Regions from separate parts of the Homo sapiens genome. Here region 2 is linked to region 1. Evidence: read pairs that join two places in POLR2A ChIA-PET (ENCODE). Cell type or tissue: PC-9. All regions are shown on one strand. Links, peaks and the distances in the headings refer to the core of each region. The heading gives the core; the rest is flanking DNA. Region 1 overlaps CCDC12 (coiled-coil domain containing 12). Region 2 has its middle 26 kb from the start of FAM240A.

Region 1 (2,800 bases), core at 257-2,756:
ACTGTGCCTCAGGGTGAGTAGGGACACTGGGAGGGGCCCACAGGGCCACCTCCTGGAGCTGGCTCTTTAAGCGTGATGGACGGGGAAGTGTGTAGCTGAGGGGGTGAGCAGGCTGTGGGGCCAGGACCACGTGAAGAAGCTTAGACTTGTTTTGGGGACACTGGGGTCCCTGAGTCAGAGGGAGGGCCAGTGGAGGCACTGAGGTGGCTGATGTGTCTGCTCCTGTGGAGAGACAGCAAAGCTCCACCCAGACACTGGCTGCCGGTATAGGGTGGACTTTGGGTGGCCTAGGGCATTTGGTGCAAAGGATAGTGTCTTAGAAGCCATTGGGCTTTCTGGGCTGCCCTCCTTCCCATAGACTCTGGGGGCAGAAAGCCCCAAAAAAGCATGGCTTGGTCTCTGCTTCCCTTTGGCTAGGGGACAGCCTGGCCCTAAGCCACAGAGACTGGCCACCAGCAGAGCTGAGGTGCTGGTGCTGCCTGACTCAGAACCCTGCCACAGTCTTCTGCTGCCTTATGGCCCCTCTGCCTGTTTCCTCTTTATGTTTTTGAGTACTTCGTTGGTTGTTTCTGTGTAGGAAGAATACTGATTAGAAATTCCGGAAACTACAGAAAATCAGAGAAGCAAGTAAAAATCACTCAGAGCTGGACATGGTGGCTCATGCCTGTAGTCCCAGCTATTCAGGAGGCTGAGACAGGAGGATTGCTTAAGCCCAGGAGATCAAGTCCAGCCTGAGCAACATAGGGAGACCCCCATCTCTTTTTTTTTTTTTTTTTTTTTTTTTTGAGATGGGGTCTTGCTGTTCTCGCCCAGGCTGGAGTGCAGTGGCACCATCTCGGCTCACTGCAACCTCTGCCTCCCAGGTTCAAGTGATTCTCCTGCCTCAGCCTCCTGAGTAGCTGGGATTACAGGCACCCGCCACCACATCTGGCTAATTTTTGTTTTTTTAGTAGAGATGGGGTTTCACCATGTTGGTTGGCCAGACTGTTCTTGAACTCCTGACCTCAGGTGATCCACCCGCCTCGGCCTCCCAAAGTGTTGGAATTACAGGTGTGAGCCACCATGCCCAGCCAAGACCCCCATCTCTTGAAAAAAAGTCAGTCCTAGAGATAACCACTGTCAACATTTTTGTTGTTTTTATTTCTTTTCTTTTAGCTAGAGCTAGTACCTTCTCCCCTTAGCAACTTCCTCATTCTAAAATGGGGGTGGCAGAACCATTGTTTGGCTCCAGTTGTCCTCAGAAAGGTGGCTTCCAGATGCCAGTGACTGCTGGTGAGTGCAGGCTGCTTCAGTATTTCCTGGCCAGCTGACAAGGTGTTAGGTGTTGGCCTGCCCTACTGCTCTGGCTGGCACCATCTCGTCACACCCTGCCCAGTCTCCAAGAGCTGTGGTGGCCCCGGACACTGTAAGGCTATGGGAGCTCCTAGGATAGCAGCCTGGACCTGCTTTGTGTGTGAACCTGTTGTCCTACTATTTGTTTCTTGACTTTCCTTTTTTATCTCCATTCTTGTCTCCTTTTGGATTTTTTTGTTTTTAATTATTCCACTTTCTTCCTCTGTTAACTTGTTAATTGTATGCTGTTTTCCCTTTCTTTTAGTGATTTCCACAGGCATAACAACATACATCCTTAACTTATCAAAGTCTAATAGAAAATAGTAGTATTTTTACCATTTCCTCTACAGTGCTTAGGACCTTAGAACACTTTAAGGCTATTTGCCACTCTGCCTTTTACACTATTGTTGCTATATTTTAAATACTATAAGTTGTTATTACTCTTTTATACAGTCAATATTCATTTAAATTCTCTTTTCCCCCTGCTTTTTTTTTGAGACAGGGTCTTGCTTTGTCACCTAGGCTGGAGTGCAGAGTGTGATCATAGCTCTCTGCAGCCTTGAACGCCTGGCTCAAGCAATCCTCTTGCCTTAGCCTCCGAAGTAGCTGGGATTACAGACACAAGCCATTGTATTTACCCTTTCTGAGGCATTTTATTTTTTCCCTGCAATTCCATGTTTCCGTCTGAGATCATTTTCCTCTAGCCTAAAGTATTCCTTTTAGTATTTCTTGAATAACGGATTCACTGATAACTGATTCTCCTAACCTTTCTTTGTCTGAAAAAGTCTTTCTCTTGAAGGCTTCTTAACTAGATTTAGAATTTTGTGTGACATTTATTTTGTCCACACTTCTGAGATACCATTTCATGGTCTTATGGTTTCCATAGTTGCAGTTGAGAAGTCAGTAGTCTGTTTTAGTTTCTGCTTAAACACACTTTTTTTTTTCTCTCCAGGCCCATGAGATTATATGAGGTTGGTGCAAAAGTAATTGTGGTTTCTGCCACTATGTTCAATGGCAAAAACCACAGTTATTTTTGCATCAACCTAATGGGAAGCTCTGCTCAGTCTCTCAGCTTTTCAGCTGCTGCATGTAAATAGACATGCTTTAAGGGGAAAGAGGGACGTGATGTCAGGCTCACTTTGTTGTACTTCCCTTATCTCCATGATTGCAGCCCCTGAAATCCTTGCTGTCTTGGTACTTCTCTAAAGCCATTTAAAATACATATATATACATTTTTTTTTTTTGAGACAGTCTGCAGCCTAGGCTGGAGTGCAGTGGTGCGATCTCAGCTCACTGCAACCTCTGCCTCCTCAGTTCAAGCGATTCTCCTGCTTCAGCCTCCTGAATAGCTGAGATTACAGGCATGTGGCACCATACCCACCTAATTTTTGTATTTTTAGTAGAGACCGGGTTTCGCCCTGTTGGCCAGGCTGGGCTCAAACTCCTGACCTAAAGTGATCCACCTGCT
Region 2 (2,800 bases), core at 127-2,626, 290 kb after region 1:
ACCCTCAATAACAGGGGTCCCTAACCCTGGGGCCACGAGTTGGTATTTGTCTGTGGCCTGTTACGAAATGGGACACATAGCAGGAGGTGAGCAGCAGGCAAGTGAGTGAAGCTTCATCTGTATTTACAGCCACTCCCCATCACTGGCATTACCAACTGCCTCCTGTCAGATCAGTAGCAGCATTAGATTCTCATAGGAGTGGGAAATCTACATGAGGGGTCTTGGTTGCACACTCCTTATGAGAATCTAATGGCTGCTGATCTGTCACTGTCTCCCATCACCCCCAGATGGGACCATCTAGTTGCAGGAAAACAAGCTCAGGGCTATCACTGATTTTACATTATGTTGAGTTGTATAATTATTTCATTATATATTACAGTGTAATAATAATAGAAATAAAGTGCACAATAAATGTAATGCACTTGAATCATCCCCAGATCATCCCCCCCACCCTGGTCTGTGGAAAAATTGTCTTCCATGAAACTGGTCCCTGGTGCCAAAAAGATTGGGGACAGCTGCTCAATAAGATTAACAGCCAATTTCTTATCAGAAATCATGGCAACCAGAAGATAGTGGGATGACATATTTAAAGTATTAAAAGAAAAAAATCCTTATCAGTCCAGAATTCTATATCTGGCAAAACTATCCTTCAAAAATAAAGGAGAAATTAAGACATTCCCAGATGATGAATAAAAACTGAGATAGTTCATTCCCAGATATGACAATGAAATACTAAAAGGAGTCTTTCAGGTTGATATATATGGGGGAAAGTGCCTACAAAGACAGGCATTGTCTGGTTATTGTTGAGTTGTGTTGATGTCCTATAGAGGGTAAGGAGAAACTGAGTGTCATTAACTAGCAGTTAAAGGCTAAGTGTTAGAGTTAAAGGACATATTTAGTAGCTTACAGAGAGGCCTTATCTCCTGCAGTAGGACACCAGACACAGCTGAGTGGCTGACCAAGGATCTGATAGAGCCACAGAAGTCCAGGAATGTTTGATTGCCAAAGCAGCTCCCTTAGGCTAAGGTGAGGACTTTGGCTGGGGAATCCTGGTACTGAAATATGGGATGGGGGTACCTGGATTAATGTCTTTGAGGATGTGAGTTCTGAAGACTACTCCACCCCACCCCACCCCCATCCCCAAACACATAGAGCTTGCAGAGGTGGCCTACCCTTCCCTAGTAAGAGCTAGCACTTCCCCCTATGCGCAAGATACTAAAGAGCCTTCTCCCCAACAAGACAATAGGTGTTTCCCTATTTATCTATCCTACTTTCTCTCCTGGTTGCCAGTCCAATGACTAGTGTTAAATCCCAGCATAACCTGACTGGAGCTGCGGTGTGTCTGATAAGAGAAGAAAGAAATTACCCACCAAAGGAGTTGAAAGAATTAGCTAGCTAGCTGGGACCAAGGATTATCATTAGTATTGAATTTTGAATGTGCTTATTCAAGAAGGTTGGAATGTAGGCCGGGTAAGAAAGAATTCATTGACTTGAAGGCACTGTCTTGAAAGAGGAGATTTAACACCCTGGCAAAGATCCCATGGGATAGGTCAAACTCATGGCTAGGGTGGATTTTAGAAGACTGAAAAACAACAATAGCTAATTTTCAGATTCTGTCGACTCAAGAGATGGCCGAGTCTCTAGGATGAAGATTTCGTTTACCAAAGCAAGTATATACTGTAATGATTGTCCCAGTTCTTCTCAAAGGGACATATGAGCATTTTCTTGGATGGCTGTATAGAAAGGAGAATCCCTAGACATCTTGAGGGCTATTGGATACAGGGTCTCAGTTGACATTAATACTCAGGGACCCAAAGCACCATTATGGTCTTCCTGTTAGAGTGGGGACTTGTGAGGTGCAGGTAATAAGTGAAGTCCTTGCTTCAATAAATGAAGTCTAGTTTACAGTAGGCCTATTGGATCTGGAGAGCCAGCCAGTGGTCATTTCTACAGTTCCTGAGGGCTTAATTGGAATTGGTCTCTTCACAGTTGGAGTAATCACAACACAAGGTCCTTGGCCTGTGGGATAAGAACTATCTTAGTGAAAAAGGCCACATGGAAATCTCTAAAACAGTCCTCCCAGCCACAAGAGTAAATAAAAAATAATATCACATCCTGAGGATGATGATTAGTGTCACCACTAAAGACCTGGGTGGTGTTCCCTATTAGATCTCCATTGAACTCATCAGTCTGGACCCTGCAGAAACTGAGTGGATTCTGTAAACTTAGACTTCTACAAACTTGATCAAATAGTAGCCCTGATTACAGCTGCTGTGCCAGATGTGATATCATTGCTAGAGCGTATTAATAAGACCTCATGAACATGTATGTGGTTATTAATATGGTGGATTCATTCTTTTCCTTTCCAAATAGGAAAAGGAATTAAAAAAAGGTTGCATTTAGGTAGACTAGACAAATATATTCATTTATGGTTTTGCCTCACAGCCATGTGAATTCTCCTGCCTTCTGTCATAATATAGTGTAACAAGATCTGGATTGTCCAGATCTACCAGAGAACATCACATGAAATTCATTATATCGATAAAACATCATGCTGATCAGTCAGAACTAACAAAAGAGGGCTAGTACAGAGGAAGCCTTGTTAAGACACATTAGTTCCACATTTAGTGAGAGATAAACCCTATGAAGATTCAGGGACCTGCCATTTCAGTGAAGTTCTTTGGTGTCCTGTGGTCCCGGAATACTGAGATAGGCATATAGGGGGCATCATGCATCTGCTACCACAGGGAAGGAAATACAGCATCTCGTATCTTCTTTGGTTTCTGGTGGCAACACATTC

Evidence for each region. Peaks named below come from ENCODE experiments on the same cell type or tissue, not always from the same donor. Only the 100,000 strongest peaks of a DNase experiment are listed, where the experiment ranks them.
Region 2: POLR2A ChIA-PET joins it to region 1 with 5 read pairs; 2 of 35 experiments call an interaction of 5 or more read pairs at or near these places.

The regions. Positions count from the first base shown.
Region 1 is chr3:46,928,017-46,930,816 of GRCh38, reverse strand. The region is part of intron 2 of CCDC12 (coiled-coil domain containing 12); the gene reads left to right. Among named protein-coding and RNA genes, the nearest start is that of CCDC12, 47 kb to the left of the region's middle. RefSeq lists enhancers at 141-190, 1-212. In PC-9, for the core only: no CTCF peak of the experiment used is centred there; no DNase peak of the experiment used is centred there; H3K27ac peaks cover 1,200 bases.
Region 2 is chr3:46,637,620-46,640,419 of GRCh38, reverse strand. No RefSeq gene overlaps it. Among named protein-coding and RNA genes, the nearest start is that of FAM240A, 26 kb to the right of the region's middle. In PC-9, for the core only: no CTCF peak of the experiment used is centred there; no DNase peak of the experiment used is centred there.